Linked DNA regions of Mus musculus: region 2 is linked to region 1. A link is a loop called in an ENCODE intact Hi-C map of the cell type or tissue named here. Cell type or tissue: heart. All regions are shown on one strand. Each heading gives the region's core, and the rest is flanking DNA. Links, peaks and the distances in the headings are about the cores only. Region 1 has its middle 23 kb from the start of Nos1ap. Region 2 holds the start of Uhmk1 (U2AF homology motif (UHM) kinase 1).

Evidence for each region. A loop is a pair of places that touch in the nucleus more often than their neighbours do. Peaks named below come from ENCODE experiments on the same cell type or tissue, not always from the same donor. Only the 100,000 strongest peaks of a DNase experiment are listed, where the experiment ranks them.
Region 2: it touches region 1 in a loop (15-fold over the local background); 28 of 42 quality-filtered maps call a loop at or near these places.

What each region holds. Positions count from the first base shown.
Region 1 is chr1:170,608,889-170,617,226 of GRCm38, reverse strand. No RefSeq gene overlaps it. Among named protein-coding and RNA genes, the nearest start is that of Nos1ap, 23 kb to the right of the region's middle. In heart, for the core only: a CTCF peak has its summit at 3,800; no DNase peak of the experiment used is centred there; H3K27ac peaks cover 3,164 bases.
Region 2 is chr1:170,213,733-170,222,070 of GRCm38, reverse strand. Uhmk1 (U2AF homology motif (UHM) kinase 1) reads left to right here and starts at 6,664. Exons shown (of 8, transcript NM_010633.4): 1 at 6,664-7,098. The coding sequence starts at 6,831. In heart, for the core only: a CTCF peak has its summit at 3,387 (motif pointing left); a DNase peak (open chromatin) is centred at 6,710; H3K4me3 peaks cover 1,580 bases; H3K27ac peaks cover 1,280 bases; H3K27me3 peaks cover 743 bases.

The DNA.
Region 1 (8,338 bases), core at 201-8,200:
CCCTTATACTTTTGCTATAGTTGCTTTAATCACTTATCCATCTCCTTAGATCCCCTTTCTATTTTTAAGACACATACAGATATCTAGAGTCCATATATGAGAAAAAACACGAGGCAGAAAATCTAATTAATTATATATGCAAACTTTAGTTTCTCAGATTTTACACATAGGGATAAAAGTAGATAGCGCCATAAAAAAATCCACCCTAGGACACATAAAACAGGATATGTTTAAGCAAATATATCAGTGTTTCCAATTTCAATCACGGAAACTTCTGTTGCATAAAATTATTGATGTTAAAAATGGCACAGATCAATTATATGGCTTTTCATATGAGTACACGGGTCCTTTTCAGTAACATATTGAAGTCTTTCTTCTGGAAGTGCTGTGCTATTTGCAAGGTGGGCGAGAAGACTTGTTTCTCATCTAGACTTTACTGCAGTGGTAAGGAAAATTTACTCCCTAATATAAATGCAGGGAACTCTTCTACCAGAGATCTCTGTGGCTATTCACCAGATCTGTGTAAATCGTCAACCCTGTTGAAAGAGGCCAGTAAATTCTTGAGGTTTTTTTTTCCCCTCTCTCTCTCTGATAGTAACCAAAGCCCCAAATTTTTCTTTTTCTTGAATGGTAATAGAAATTATTTTTATTTCTAGTAAGTCCAATGGACTGGCACTGGGGATATAGCCCCGTGGGTAGAGTGCTTGCCTTAGAATTGACTGAGTCTGTAGATTCCATCACTAGCACCACATAACCAGGCATGGGAGTGTTGCCTGCTGTACTAGCAGTCTGGACGTACAAGCAGGGACACAGAAGTTCAAAGTTATCCTCCGATACCACGTGAGTTGGAGGCCAGACAGGCAATATGAAACTATAAGTAAGTAAGTAAGTAAATAAAAACAAAGTACGGGCTGGCAAGATGGCTCAGTGGTTAAGAGCGCCGACTGCTCTTCCGAAGGTCCTGAGTTCAAATCCCAGCAACCACATGGTGGCTCACAACCACCCATAATGAGGTCTGCCGCCCTCTTTTGGTGTGTCTGAAGTCAGCTACAGTTTACTTACATATAATAAATAAATAAATCTTAAAAACAACAACAACAACAAAACACTTTAAAAAAAACACTCCATTGTGTAAATGTACCACATTTTCTGTATCCATTCCTCTGTTGAGGGGCATCTGGGTTCTTTCCAGCTTCGGGCTATTATAAATAAGGCTGCTATGAACATAGTGTAGCATGTGTCCTTCTTACCTGTTGGGACATCTTCTGGATATATGCCCAGGAGAGGTATTGCTGGATCCTCCGGTAGTACTATGTTCAATTTTCTAAGGAACCGCCAGACTGATTTCCAGAGTGGTTGAACAAGCTTGCAATCCCGCCAACAATGAAGGAGTGTTCCTCTTTCTCCACATCCTTGCCAGCATCTGCTCAAGGATAAAAGAACCTCTGGTGGAATCATCATGCCTGACCTAAAGCTTTACTACAGAGCAATTGTGATAAAAACTGCATGGTATTGGTACAGTGACAGACAAGTAGACCAATGGAATAGAATTGAAGACCCAGAAATGAACCCACACACCTATGGTCACTTGATCTTCGACAAGGGAGCTAAAACCATCCAGTGGAAGAAAGACAGCATTTTCAACAAATGGTGCTGACACAACTGGTTGTTATCATGTAGAAGAATGCGAATCGATCCATTCCTATCTCCTTGTACTAAAGTCAAATCTAAGTGGATCAAGGAACTTCACATAAAACCAGAGACACTGAAACTTATAGAGGAGAAAGTGGGGAAAAGCCTCAAAGATATGGGCACAGAGGAAAAATTCCTGAATAGAACAGCAATGGCTTGCGCTGTAAAATCAAGAATTGACAAATAGGACCTCATGAAACTGCAAAGCTTCTGCAAGGCAAAAGACACCGTCAATAAGACAAAAAGACCACCAACAGATTGGGAAAGGATCTTTACCTATCCTAAATCAGATAGGGGACTAATATCCAATATATATAAAGAACTCAAGAAGGTGGACTCCAGAAAATCAAATAACCCCATTAAAACATGGGGCTCAGAACTGAACAAAGAATTCTCACCTGAGGAATACCGAATGGCAGAGAAGCACCTGAAAAAATGTTCAACATTCTTATTCATCAGGGAAATGCAAAACAAAACAACCCTGAGATTCCACCTCACACCAGTCAGAATGGCTAAGATCAAAAATTCAGGTGACAGCAGATGCTGGTGAGGATGTGGAGAAAGAGGAACACTCTTCCATTGTTGGTGGGATTACAAGCTTGTACAACCACTCTGGAAATCAGTCTGGTGGTTCCTTAGAAAATTGGACATAGTACTACCGGAGGATCCAGCAATACCTCTCCTGGGCATATATCCAGAAGATGTCCCAACCGGTAAGAAGGACACATGCTCCACTTTGTTCATAGCAGCCTTATTTATAATAGCCCGAAGCTGGAAAGAACCCAGATGCCCCTCAACAGAGGAATGGATACAGAAAATATGGTACATTTACACAATGGAGTACTACTCAGCTATTAAAAAGAATGAATTTATGAAATTCCTAGGCAAATGGATGGACCTGGAGGGCATCATCCTGAGTGAGGTAACACAATCACAAAGGAACTCACACAATATGTACTCACTGATAAGTGGATATTAGCCCAAAACTTAGGATACCCAAGATATAAGATACAATTTGCTAAACGCATGAAATTCAAGAAGAATGAAGACCAAAGTGTGGACACTGTGCCCCTTCTGAGAATTGGGAACAAAACACCCATGGAAGGAGTTACAGAGACAAAGTTTGGAGCTAAGACAAAAGGATGGATCATCTAGAGACTGCCATATCCAGGGATCCACCCCATAATCAGCTTCCAAACGCTGACACCATTGCATACACTAGCAAGATTTTGCTGAAAGGACCCAGATATAGCTGTCTCTTGTGAGACTATGCCGGGGCCTAGCAAACACAGAAGTGGATGCTCACAGTCAGCTATTGGGTGGATCACAGGGCTCTCAATGGAGGAGCTAGAGAAAGTACCCAAGGAGCTAAAGGGATCTGCAACCCTATAGGTGGAACAACATTATGAACTAACCAGTACCCCGGAGCTCTTAACTCTAGCTGCATATGTATCAAAAGATGGCCTAGTCGGCCATCACTGGAAAGAGAGGCCCATTGGACATGCAAACTGTATATGCCCCAGTACAGGGGAACGCCAGGACCAAAAAAAATAGGAATGGGTGGGTAGGAAAGTGGGGGGGGGAGAGTATGGGGGACTTTTGGGATAGCATTGGAAATGTAATTGAGGAAAATACGTAATAAAAAAAAAAAGAAAACAGTCACTTGAGTGGATTTGGAGAGTCCCGTGGAGATGACACATGGCACCCCACAGCTTCCTGAGTCATCATTTTATTTCTTTAAAAAATGCAATAAACTTTATTGTATAAAAAAAATTCGAGTAAAAAAAAACCATCACGCACTGAGAATAAGCATATCTGAAGTCTGTACATCTCAGTGCACTTCTAAATCAGTGGTTCTCGACTTGTGGGCTATTTGGGGGAGTCAAATGACCCTTTCACAGGGGTCACCTAAGACCATCGGAAAACATAAATATCTACATTACGATTCGTAACAGTGGTAAAATTATGAAGTAGTAATGAAAATAATTTTATGGTTGGGAGTCATCACAGCCTGAGGAACTGTGTTAAAGGGCCACAGCGTTAGAAAGCTGAGACCCACTGCTCTAACAGACCTTGTGTGAATTCTTCACTTCTCAGTTCTGCCCCTTGAGGGCACCAGAGACTGCCCAGCTTTACAGAGCTTTACTCTGTAAAGGAGGCCAGACTGCAGTCAGCTGTGCATCTGTGAAGTGGTCAACGGGCTGTCAGCAACCAGAGCCAGGGTACAGCTCTGAAGCCGTCCTCACAGCCGGCGATCACCTCAAGGAACACAAACAGGGACAGAACCCAGGAGCCTTGAGTTCTAGCTTCCATTCGCCATCGCTGAGTGTGGCTCTGAGTTCTATATCCGGTGTTCTGGGCTTAAGCCTCTTCCCATATGAGATAGTGGTAAGAATATTCTCCACATTTAATGCTTCATACTCCCCAAGTAATAAGGAAAGCCAAGCTTGGTGGCACAGGCCTGCATTTCCAGCTACTCCGTAGACAGAGGCAGGAAGGTTGCAAACTTAAAGCCGACCCAGGCAACTTGGCTAAGACTCGATCTCAAAATCAAAAGAAGTCTAGAGATGCAGCTCAGCGGCGTGGTGATGGCTTAGTAAACACAAGGTTCTGGGCTCAAATCTCTAGCACCAATGGATTTTTAAAGATAATAACATTTTGGAATACCTGCAAATAATTACAACAACATTGATTCTGATTTTTTTAAATTTACTTATTTATTTTATGTACATGAGTACACTGTAGGTCTCTTCAGACTCACCAGAAGAGGGCATCATCGGATCCCATTACAGATGGTTGTGAGCCACCATGTAGTTGCTGGGAATTGAACTCAGGACCTCTGGAAGAGCAGTCTGTACTCTTAAAAGCTGAGCCATCTCTCCAGCCCAGATTCTGACTTCTTGCGGCCTTTGAAAGTGTACCTGTTTTGGGCACTATCTCAGTGTCACTAGAAATGTGAAGTTATGACCAAGATGGCTGGCCTAGAAGTATAATGCCTATAGCAACAAAGAAGGAAAATGAGACTCACGCAGTAGATTAAGGGTGGAAAGCTTGGATGATCTTAGTGGAACAAACAGAGCATAAGCAGGGTTTTGGGCTCACTCAGGCTCCATTGAAACCTGGACCTTTGTCTCAGATGAGCTTTCTCTTCACACTCGAGTCCCACACAATGCTCTGCCTCACAGTGACTCACTGGTGTGAGAAGAGAAAACACACGTATGTAGTAGCATTGCTCCTGCATGCGTCAGCCAGGTGAAAGCAAGCAAGCACTGAAGGGCTGGCCCTGGCTGAGGCTGGAAAATGAACAAGGAGGCACAAGCTATGGAGGAAACTCTTTTGTGAAAAGAGAATGTTCCGGCAAGCAGGGGCCCTGGGTCACAGTCCCAAAGTGAGCAGTATGCAGGTTGGACTTGGGATCCAGGCCATTGCAAAGGACACAAGACACTATGTGGAGAGTGATAGAGAGGGTAGTCTTCCCTGCTGTGGTCGCCATACACCAGATGGTGAGAGGAGGTGTGAACTTCTGGATTTCATTGTCACTATGCTGGGGACAACATAAACATTGGGCATTTTGTCTTGTAGTGATGTCAGGTGACCCATGGAGCAGTGAAGCAAGAATGATGTTGGGAGAAGAAAATTGCTCAGAGAGCCTCGGAGTCAATGGGGCCTCTGGGAGCTGTTCTAGAAGGCTTTGCCATCCTAGATTAGCCATCCCTGCTTCCCCAGGGGAACCGTAGAGAAGCAACTTATGTTTCCTTTGGTCTTGGCTTTATAGCTGGTCCTCTTTCCAGAAAGCTCCCCCCACAAAGGGAAGGACAGCAAGTTTACAGAGCAGGTGACAGAACCTGAGGACTAAGGAAAAGGAAGCCCTGGACAGGCTCCTGTGGACAGGCGTGTCTCATCTCCAACCCTGACCCCACTGTTATTACATCTACCTACCTGCTGGGCTGGCCTCCAAACTTGAGCCCACAGTTACATCTACCTGACCTTGGAAAATCTCATAACCCACCTGAGCCTCAGTTTCCTTGTCTACATGAGGGTGGGGGTGGGGGGGGTACCACGATTGCCTCTCCCTCAGAAGTTTCTCATGAGGATCAGCCGAGGTAATGAATTAAAGAGAACTTTGTATGCTCTAAGAAGTGGTTGGACATAAGTCGATCTAAAAGACAGACAGAAGCAGTGGGTATGTATCAGAGAATCAGAATTATTATTCCTCCCATTCTGTGTTTTGGAGAACCCCGAGGTGTTGCCAGAACCCCTTCTAATGGGTGACTGCAGGTGCTGAAGAACTGGGGTTGTAAGAGGCTCAAGAGTGCTCTATATGCGGCTTAAACCCTTGCGTCTGTCTTCACCAGTCTGGTATGGTACTCTAACTGGCTGGCAGAAATCACTTTTTGTCATAAGCTGGGGGCGGTGGTGTGTGGCTGAAGGAGACCTACACATATTGCTTGTAGTTCTCTATTTTGTACAGGAGAACTCCTTCTACCTGGTTTGGTTTCCTACCACTTGTGGCAATCAACAGTAGTAACTGGAAAACCAGTAGGCCACAAATACCTCCCTAGAATACCAGTCTATCCCAGCTACATACTGTGGTTAAATAACCAGGTGAAACAGTCACTCACAGGCAAGTCTAGTCACAGGGCCTAGGAAGAGATATCCTTGGGACTATATTACCAAATTGCCACATCTGGGGTTTGTTTGTTTGATTGGTTTGGGGGGGGGGGCGTGTACGCACACGGGGTAGGAGGCACAATCTAAAAAAGGATCTTGTGGTCCAGTGGTCTTGGACTTGTTATGTAGATGAAGATAACCTTACTCATGATTATCTGTCTCTACCTCCCAGGACTAGGTTACAGTCTTGGGCTACTATGCCAGGTTTAAATTGGATTGGAACCCAGGGACATGCTTGGTAAGCACTCTGTCAACTGAGCCACATCCTGAGCCCTAAAATACATCTCTGAAAGTCTGGGTGACCCTTCTTGCATGCATGAGGTTAACACTCAGTCACTGGGCTCCATCTCCAGGTCCTGGGCGGGCCCTCTTATCTAAGTGCACCACTAATGCAGTCATGATGGGCCTTGGACAGCAAGTGTCTGTTAGGAGCTCACAACGTGATAAGAAATGTGATACATACTTATAAGTAATGCATGATGTCATTGTTTTAAAACATTTATTTTGGTAAAATATACTTAACAAAATTCATCTTAGCAGCCGTTTCCTTCTTTGGAAGATCAGATTCATGTTAATCAAGAGGGAGAAAGGAAGGGGGAAAGGAAATCTACTCTGCTAAAGTTCTCCCAGCATGGCACAAAACTCCCAAGGATCTGGCCTTCAGTTGTGTGTTGGGGCCAGGGGCAGTGAGTGCAAGACCGTGGTTCCAACAAGCAAAGAGGCAGAAGATGCGGTCCTCCCCATCTCAGGCCCCAGACTCAGCCCACTCTCCAGCCCTTGAGCTCTGCAAGTTCAGTGTGCTCCTGGCCCGGGTTCTGCCTCTTCGCCACAAACACCCTCCGTCCTGACAGGGTTAGCAGAAACATGTGTTCTCCACAGACCACAGACAGGCACTTGAAGTGATGCTTGTGTTATGCTTCGATACAGCCAGAAGCCACAGACTAACCCGCTCCAAAATGGTGCTGGCTGCTTGCTTGCCATTGTCAAGTACCCAAGTACCTAGTTTAATATCTAGCATCCCCAAGGTTTATCCAGGTGTTGAGTTCCTCCCTCCCTCCCTCCCTCCCTCCCTCCCTCCCTCTTTCTTTCTTTCTTTCTTTCTTTCTTTCTTTCTTTCTTTCTTTCTTTCTTTCTTTCTTTCTTTCTTTCTTTCTTTCTTTCTTCCTTCCTTCCTTCCTTCCTTCCTTCCTTCCTTCCTTCCTTCCTTCCTTCCTTCCTTCCTTCCTTCCTTCCTTTCTTTCTTTCTTTCTTTCTTTCTTTCTTTCTTTCTTTCTTTCTTTCTTTCTTTCTTTCTTTCTTTCTATGCTTTTTTAGGTTTTGGACACCTAAAAGGACTTCACCATGCAGCACTAGCTGGCTTGGAAACATACCTAAGTTGCTATATAGAGCAGGCTGCTCTTGAACCTGCAATGATCCTCTTATCTCCTGCTCTTGAGCGCCGGAGTGTTAGATCTGCACCCCCACTCCCAGCTAAGAGTTATCTTCATTTTCTTATCTTTTCTCTCATTATTTTGTTTTGTGTTTATGTGTAAGGTTGTTTTGCCTGCATGTACTTCAGTGTACCCCACCCATGCCTGGTCAGAGGTCACAGAGGTCAGAAGAGGAGTCAGATCCCCTGGCACTGGGATTGCAGATGCTTGTGAGCCACCATGTGGGTGCTGGGAACTGAACCTGGCTCCTCTGGAACAGAAACGGTCTCCCCAGCCCCAGGAATTATTTTCTTTTTAGGGTTAATTAATCATGTATATACAACATATTACATTTATCTTCTTATAGATATTTGCTGTTGGAGTCATGTGTGTGTGTGTGCATGTGTGTCTGTCTGTCTGTCTGCTTGTCTCTCCATTGTATATGTCTATAACTATATTTGTGTACAGTATATCTAGTGAGTATCTCTACATGAGCAAATGCAGAAACAATCCCATGGACAAGTTAGACTTTATCATTTTTTCTGTATGATCTCAAAATGAGGAAC
Region 2 (8,338 bases), core at 15-8,014, 390 kb after region 1:
AATCCATACCAATATAAAACTATTTGTGTTATTCATGTTGATTGTTGTTGTATTGGTCTAAGAATAGATTCAATAATCTATCATTTTATCCTATAATTCCTATATTATTTCTAAATTCTCCTTTTTTTCTTTTCATCTCCTATTTCTCCTTTTCCCCTAACATTAGATAGGAAAGAAAAAATAATAGAGGACATAAAAAGAAAGAGTAAAAGAAATCCTGGAATTTAACCTCCCTTATTTTGTTTTCTCCCTGATCAAGACCATCAACAATTTTCATCCATCCCCACCCCCACTCCCTAACAGCAACAAACATCCATCACCCCATCTTACCTTTCGGGAATGGGGGTGTCACTCTCCTAAAACTGCTTTCTGCTGATTTGGAGCATCATTTTTTATTTTGCTCCCACCCTCAAATCAGGCTATTGGTCAGTCTCAAGAAACTTAGCCATAGCACTTGCTGTCCAGTCTCTGCATGCTGAGAAAGTTCAGAGCTTAGATGAAGCCCTGACAGGCACAGTCTATGATGCTGACAATCTAGCTAGCCACTTAGAAATTGTCTTGGATGCAGATTTTTGAGGAAACAGAATTGAGGCAGTCCTAGGTAGAATCAAGCAGTGTGGTGGCATAAATATATCTTAGCATCTCAGCATCCCCAAGGGTGACTCTTACCAGGGCTGCATCAATTTCATTGGTGTCTGTAAACATATAACTCCCACAGGGAATACACTTTTCTGCAATAACATATGTATGGGATGTGAAGTGTGCACAATCCAGTTAAAGATGGTTGTCTGCTCTCTGTTCGAGCAGCTTATAAGCTTATATACAAACTGTCTTTCTTATAAGTTAGATTGTATAACCAAATTATAATATAAATTTCTATCTATGCCATTTGAAAGGATGGCATAAGGATTCTATATTCAACAAGATTTATTAGCTATACGTGGCTGAAGTTCTGGCTGGAGATACTTTAATGTCTCAACTAGTCTCAGAGCTATTCCCATGTAGGGGGATCAGCAATTCATGAGCCTTATGTTGGTACCTTCCACATTTTCGACATTTCATAGGAAACTTTCTCCCTCAGTTATTATTATTATTATAGAAGAATTTATCCCTAGGAACTGTTCATCTACAGCTCTTTAGGAAATGACCTGATGTTTCACAGACACAGCAATGAGCATTTTGAGTTTTTATATCTCTTGTAATTGTTTGTCCAACCACAACTGGATAGTGAACATTAGATTCTATAACCACATTAGATTCTATATCCACAGTAGTTGTAATCCATTCATAATGACGTGCAGATCTGGTCCTTAAAGATATAATGGACATTTTGCATTCACCATTAGCATTTTCAAAAGCTAAATATCCTATTAAAATTTCTCTACCAGTTGGATCTGATGATATTGCTTTCATTGGAGTTAATTTTTTGTAAAAAGTCAGTGAAAGATTCATTTGAACCTTGGCCTAGCTTTGTAAACAAATCAGCTTGCCCCTGTCATTCAGACTTGTCCAAAGTTCTTAAGGCTACTGTATGACATTGTTCTAGGATGGCATGATCAAGGACAGTCTGTACTCTCAATTCAGAGGAGGGATCTTCACCTAGTAAGTGATGCTTGATCATCTCAATGCCTCTAGGCCTATTTTGTTGCTCCATGATTGAAGCTTCATCTTTCCACCATGTTAGCCACTGTAACTGAGGATTTCTAAGATGGTTTTCATCAAATCTCTCCTATATCTTGGATACAATCATACCATTTGTTTTTCCCAGTTATTAAATTTCTGTTTGACATAAGGTGAATATGCCATAGGTTGTTACTGCTTCCTTAAAGTTTTTGAAATCTTGTGTCTCTATAGGTAGCCATTTGAATTCTTTTTGTTTGTTTGTTTGTTTGTTTGTTTGTTTGTTTTGAGACAGGGTTTCTCTGTATAGCCCTGGCTGTCCTGGAACTCACTCTGTAGACCAGGCTGGCCTGGAACTCAGAAATCTGCCTGCCTCTGCCTCCCCAGTGCTGGGATTAAAGGCATGTGCCACCACGCCCAGCTCAGCCATTTGAATTCTTGATAACCCCATGGGTCTCTTTTTATCTCCTTCTGATACCCTTATCAGTGCTGGAAAAATAATTTTACTTTATTTTTTAAACAGATATAGACTGCCTTTTTGCAGCCTTGTTACAAGGTGATGCTATAGGCTCTGAGCCGTCCTTTGTCTCTTAGTATCTTCCTCAATTTTATTTTTAATTTTTTCTAAATTTTCTTCTTAAAATTGACTCCAATTTTCATCTTTTTCCTTTCCTGTATCTCTATCATCTTACTATCATCTGCATTCTTATTTATAAACTTTTCTAATTTTGCTTCGTAGGTTTGTCTCCGTTTTTTCATTTCTCTCCCACTCTTGTATCTCTGTCATCTTTGTATCTTTCTCATTCTTATTTATAAACTTTTCAAGTTGCACTTCTAAGGTTTGCTCCTATTTTTCATTTTTCTCTTTTTCTTATCTTTCTAAAGCCCTTTTCCTTAAGAAGGCATAAGAAGTCATCTTGGTTATCAGGATTAAAATAGAGATTACCAAGGTAATAGCAACCATAATCCTTAATATGTTCCAATTAGGCCATTTTTTTCCCCAGACGAAGCAGAGTCATCGGTAACATCTACAGGGATGACCCAGGCCCTCCACAGAGGCCTGAGACCATATCCCTCACTAAAGCAGGGAAGTCTTTGGATATTTGTTTGTTTGTTTGTTTGTATCTGATCCTCAATCTTGGGCACTGATTTTTCTTACATGTTTTAAAAGACTTTTTAAAATAAAAACCAACCAATCAAAAGACAACTTTAATTCACGTCCTCAGTTGTAGAAACACAATCTCTTACAGGAAAAAGGAAACTCTTACATATTTATTTTACTTAAGGATACTAATTGTCTTAGGGCTTTATTGCTGCAAAGAGATACCATGTCCACAGCAACTCTTATAAAGGAAAATATTTAACTGGGGCTGGGATACTGCTTGGAGGTTTAATCCATTATTCTCATGGTGGGAAACATGGTAGCATGCAGCAGACATTGTGCTGGAAAAGGAGCTGAGAGTTCTACAACTGAATAGGCAGGTAACAAGAAGCGACTAAGATACCCTTCCAACAAGGCCACACTTCCTACTAGTACCACTGTCTATGAGCCTATGGAAATCATTTCTCTCAAATCACCACATCCCTGGCCCCAGTAGGCTTATAGCCATAAATACAAAACATACCTAGTCCAATTTATAAAGTCCCCATAATCTATGTGAATCTAAACCCTATAAAAATTTCAAGTCTCTTCTGAGACTTACTGTACTTTTTGAGCGATGTAGAGTTCTTAACCTCCCTGCTCTTGTCTCCACCTTGTGGTTGGAGTGTTGATAAGCAGGGGAAAGATGGTGAGCTAAACCAAGGAAACCCCTAGTGCTGGGTAAATTAGTCATGCACCACCATGGTCTGTTTGGTACTGAGCATACTTTAATGGCATATCTTTTCTGATGTGTTTGTTTCATGGGGAAGGGGTGGGTGGCAGAGAGAGAGGGTAGGCAGTCTTTTCTTTTGACTATGTTAGAGCAGAGCTTAATGCAAGAATGATTGATTTTCTTAAGAACAATAATTTGATATGCACGAATAAATTTTTTTATTCTACCCACCCCACATAGCAATACTAATGAGGAAGAGAATGACTGTATTTTTCACTCCTTTAAAATGTGGCAGAGCAGGATGAGGAGAGCTTGTGAGGAATCTTAGTCCTCTTTTTTAAAAACTCGACCATCTGTCTATGTGGAGGCAAGGAAAATGACTTCCCAGTCTCGCTGCTCTCTTCTCCAACTTCTGGTAGAAGCATTGGTAAATAGCAAAATTGGGTTTTAGCACCTGCCCCAAGAAACCAAAAAGCCTTACATAAAAATATTATTTATATTCAGAAGCATAGGCGAGAATCGGTTCCAGAGTTAACTGCTCAGCTTTTAACCCTAAGTCTTTGACTTTTTCGTCATGCACATGGCATTAAACACATGACTTCCAAATTCAGTATCCATTTCTCCTACTATAAAACACTAATGGGTTGTTATGGAGACTGAAAGAAATACCATGTTCCTGTCACAGAATAAGCATAACTGGAATTTAGATTGTTTGTAATGATGGCAGTCCACTCTCAGATGCTGGGGCAGATCAGATTGAGAGGGCTCAAACATATCTTCTTTCTTGGGACTCATGATGGTGCACCACCTCTTCTACTTCTAGCAAGTCCTAGCTGTCCTCCTGCCCCTACAGGTCCTACTACTAGCACTGAGGTTACAGGCATGCCTCCCATGCTTGGTTGTTTTGTTTTACATAGGTGCTCTGGATTTGAACTTAGGTTTACAGGGAGGGAGTCTCTGCATTTAACAGATTAGTGAATATAAATCCATAGTTTAGGAAGTTAGTTCCATTGTCTCACATCATCTTCAAGTTTCTACATGCTAAGAATTTAGCAGCTCTGTGTGTGTGTGTGTGTGTGTGTGTGTGTGTGTGTGCACAAGACAGGATCTAAGGCATGGTTATCTCTCTACCAAATCAGCTTCTGTGATCCAATATCCCACACCGTTTGCTTAAATAAAAGACTTTGTAGAAGAGCTAGTAGCAGGAGATGGGGACCTAATGATTCACAGTTGCCAACTTTAGTTCTGGCTACTTCCTTCTGAAATTGGAGCATGGTGGATGCTAAGGTCAAGCCCCACTCCCTCTTCATCTCATGTCATTTGGTCAGTTAGTGGTCCTCGGGTTATGAGCTGTTATTTGTATTCAGTCATGATGAGGTTATCTGTGTGAATCTGAGTGGTTTGTGAATGGTGATTTGTATGGCCACTTGCGTTAACACAAGTTAACAAGTAGACTAACAAGAGGACTATGGATATAAGAACTAAAATGAACTGGTAGATTGTCAGGGGCTGAAGGAAAGAGGAGTTGGCAGCTTGTTTAATTAGAAGAGAGATTAGTTTCTACAAGATGTATGGAACAAGTTCCTCAGATGTTTGTTGATAATGTTTGCACAAGGTCAAAATATTTTATATTACCTATACACTTAAAAATGACTAATGTGGTAAATGCTACACTGTGCATATTTATATGCATAAAAGCTCTTGTGTTTTTAAAACATTAAGATTCTTTAATCAAATAGGCACCCTGCCCCCCCCCAGTAAGAAGTCTGGAGGATGGTTTTAGGAAGCACAATGGATTTCTACCAAGCTGTCAAGGATCCAGAAACCTTTTGCATTTCTTCTGGGTCATGAATGATCTAGACTTGCGTTTATTTGTCCCTATACACCCAGTTTCCTCTTCTTCCATTAGTTATGAATTTTATGTGAATTTTCTAGCTTGTCTGGAGCTAGCTTGGGTCATATGACTAGGTAAGCACTAGCTAATGGGATACGACCAGAAAACTCAGTACCATTTTGGCTATTTTTGTGCTTCTTTGGTCTCTTTCCCCATTCTCAAAACCATGAAATGCTGAAAGACAAGGCAAACACATAGGTCACAAAGATAAAAGTCCACTGAGATTGGCAGAACCCTGCATTATTAATTGTAGAAGGGAATGCTTCCATATCTAAGACAACATACTTTGGGCTTTTTGGCACAATAGATCACATCCAATTAATATATTAATATGTTGCTTTTATTCTCTCAGTTGCTTCATAAACAGGATGACTAATCTGTCTTTATTTTTTGTTTTGCTTTTTAAGATTTATTTATTTCTATATACACTGAAATTCTGCCTGCATGTTTGTGTAAGAGTGCCAGATGCTCTGGGACTTGAGTTATAGACACTCGTGAGTTGCCATGTGGATGCTGGGAATTGAACCCTGATCTGGAAGAGCAGTCAGTGCTCTTAGCTGCTAAGCCATTTCTCTAGCCCCAACTAATCTGTCTTTAGCTTTACGCTTATTTTCTTAAGCAGGAGATAGGAAGTAACAGGGAAGAAAACACAACATCTAAGTGAGTCAAGTTAGATCTTCCAATAAATCCTTGTTAGTTATGCAGGAAGGTCTTATTGACTAGAGAGAGGGCGTGGTCACAGCCACTTCTGAGAGAGGCCAGGTATTTCTTTTGTGTATATTACTGTTCCAAAGAAAATCGGAGTTATATTAGAAAGGGAGGTGGTAATGATGGATATCAGGAAGATGTGAAAGCACGTAGCTTTCAGCTTGAAACAATAGGTAATAGAAAATAAGATAGCTGCACAAGAGACAAACAGTTCAGTGGCTATGAGGAAATACTGATCTTCCCCAGGACAGGACTTTGGTTCCCATCACCCAAACCCGGCAGCTCACAATCTCCTGTAACTTCAGCACCAAAAGATATTACACCTTCTTCTGACTTCTGCACACATGAGGAACAAATACACAAATATATAAATACAAATATAATAACTCTTTAAAGATAAATAAAACAAAAAAATCAATAATCATATATTTTGCTGGAGCCAGGGCCTTCCTTGCGCATTCAAGGCAAGCACTTTACTACTGTGCTACACCCCATCTCTAATAATTAAGTTTAATATCTCAGTTGTTTTGTGCTAAACAATTTTCCCCCTGGAGGCCCCGCCCCTCTTAGGCCCGCCTCCTTCAGCCTCTAGGATTGGCTTTCCCCCACTTCCGGCTGGGTCCGAGTGCACTCCGGCTTCCGGTGTCATGGCGGCCTGAGGTCCGGGGAGTCGGTCGGAGCGCTGCAGGCCCCTCCCTGCGGAGCGGCGGGTCCGGGCGGGGATGTGACGGCGGGCGCCGCGGGCCTGCCTGGCGCGTCGTGTCGGCTCGCGTGTCCTCGGCCCAGCCCGCACCATGGCGGGGTCCGGCTGCGCGTGGGGCGCCGAGCCGCCGCGCTTCCTGGAGGCCTTCGGGCGGCTGTGGCAGGTCCAGAGCCGCCTGGGCAGCGGCTCGTCGGCCTCGGTGTACCGGGTGCGGTGCTGCGGTACCCCGGGCTCGCCCCCCGGCGCCCTCAAGCAGTTCCTGCCTCCGGGAACCACCGGGGCTGCGGCCTCGGCCGCGGAGTATGGTTTCCGCAAAGAGAGGGCGGCGCTGGAGCAGTTGCAGGGTCACAGGAACATCGGTAATTGTGGCTGTCCCCCATGTCCTGCCCATGTCCCGGCTCAAGCATAAGCGTCCTCCGCCTGGCCCCCGGTCTTTGGTCCTGTAGGTGGGAGGAGAGGATCGGGCCTCACTAGTTGTCACGCGATGCAGGTCCCTTTTCAGTCCACCTTTCCTTTGCAGCTGTCTGAGGTATACGGTGGAAGTGATTATTACATAGCAAATGCTTAGTAAAGTCCAGTTTGCTTAGGTTTTCATCCGGTAGTTAGAAAGTGAAAGGCATGAGTTTGCCAGGTTGTCATGTCTTGAGTGGAAAATTTTGCATCTTTTCCAAATGGAAAATATTCTAGGGCATCCAGTGCCATCATTGACATCAAATGACATACTACTGAGAACGGAAAAAAAAATACATATTTCGTGTGAATTTGGGAGAGGGAACCCAGTGTTACCTAGAAGTTAATGGAAGTGTGATATTTAAGAGCACAGCGTTTGCTTCAGTAAGACTTTCATGACTCAGAGATTTAGAATGTAAGCTTGTTTGGGCCACAGATATATGGAAGCAGTCCTCGTTGCTAATCCACGTACAGGCAGAGAGCTTGTAAGCGGTTATAACTTTGGTTAGTAAAGAAGCGTCATAGATCTTGGCAAATAGAACCCATGTGTAGCTTGAAGAAAGTGTTTGTTTATTTATTTATTTATTTATTTATTTATTTATAATACTACATTGATAGAATGTCCTAATGCTAGTGTGTTTTTCTTTTTTTTCCTTAATCTTACTAAGCGGTATATCACTATAGCTTTGGTGTTTGACAGGAACATTTTTTGCATGCCTCAGTACTTGTTGAATCTCTTGCGTGATTACATTAGAATGTTATTTGTAATTGATGTATATAATATGTGTGTGTGTATATATATATATATATACACGTATATATATGTGTGTGTGTGTGTATACATATGTCTATGTATATACACATATATGTATGTGTGTATATATATATATACACACACATGTACACACACACACATATATATATACATATATATATATATATGTATATATATATATATGAGCATAGAATGCTGTTTTGGATCAGGCAACCTTCAATTTGCTCTTAAGGGTTACTTAATATCATAGGTTTTTAAAGTAATTTTATCTTAAGACCTTAAGGGCATATTCACCCACCACTGAGTGTTGAGTTCTTGGTGAAACACAGGTTGAATAATTGTGCCATATATCGCCATACTTTATTTTATTTAAC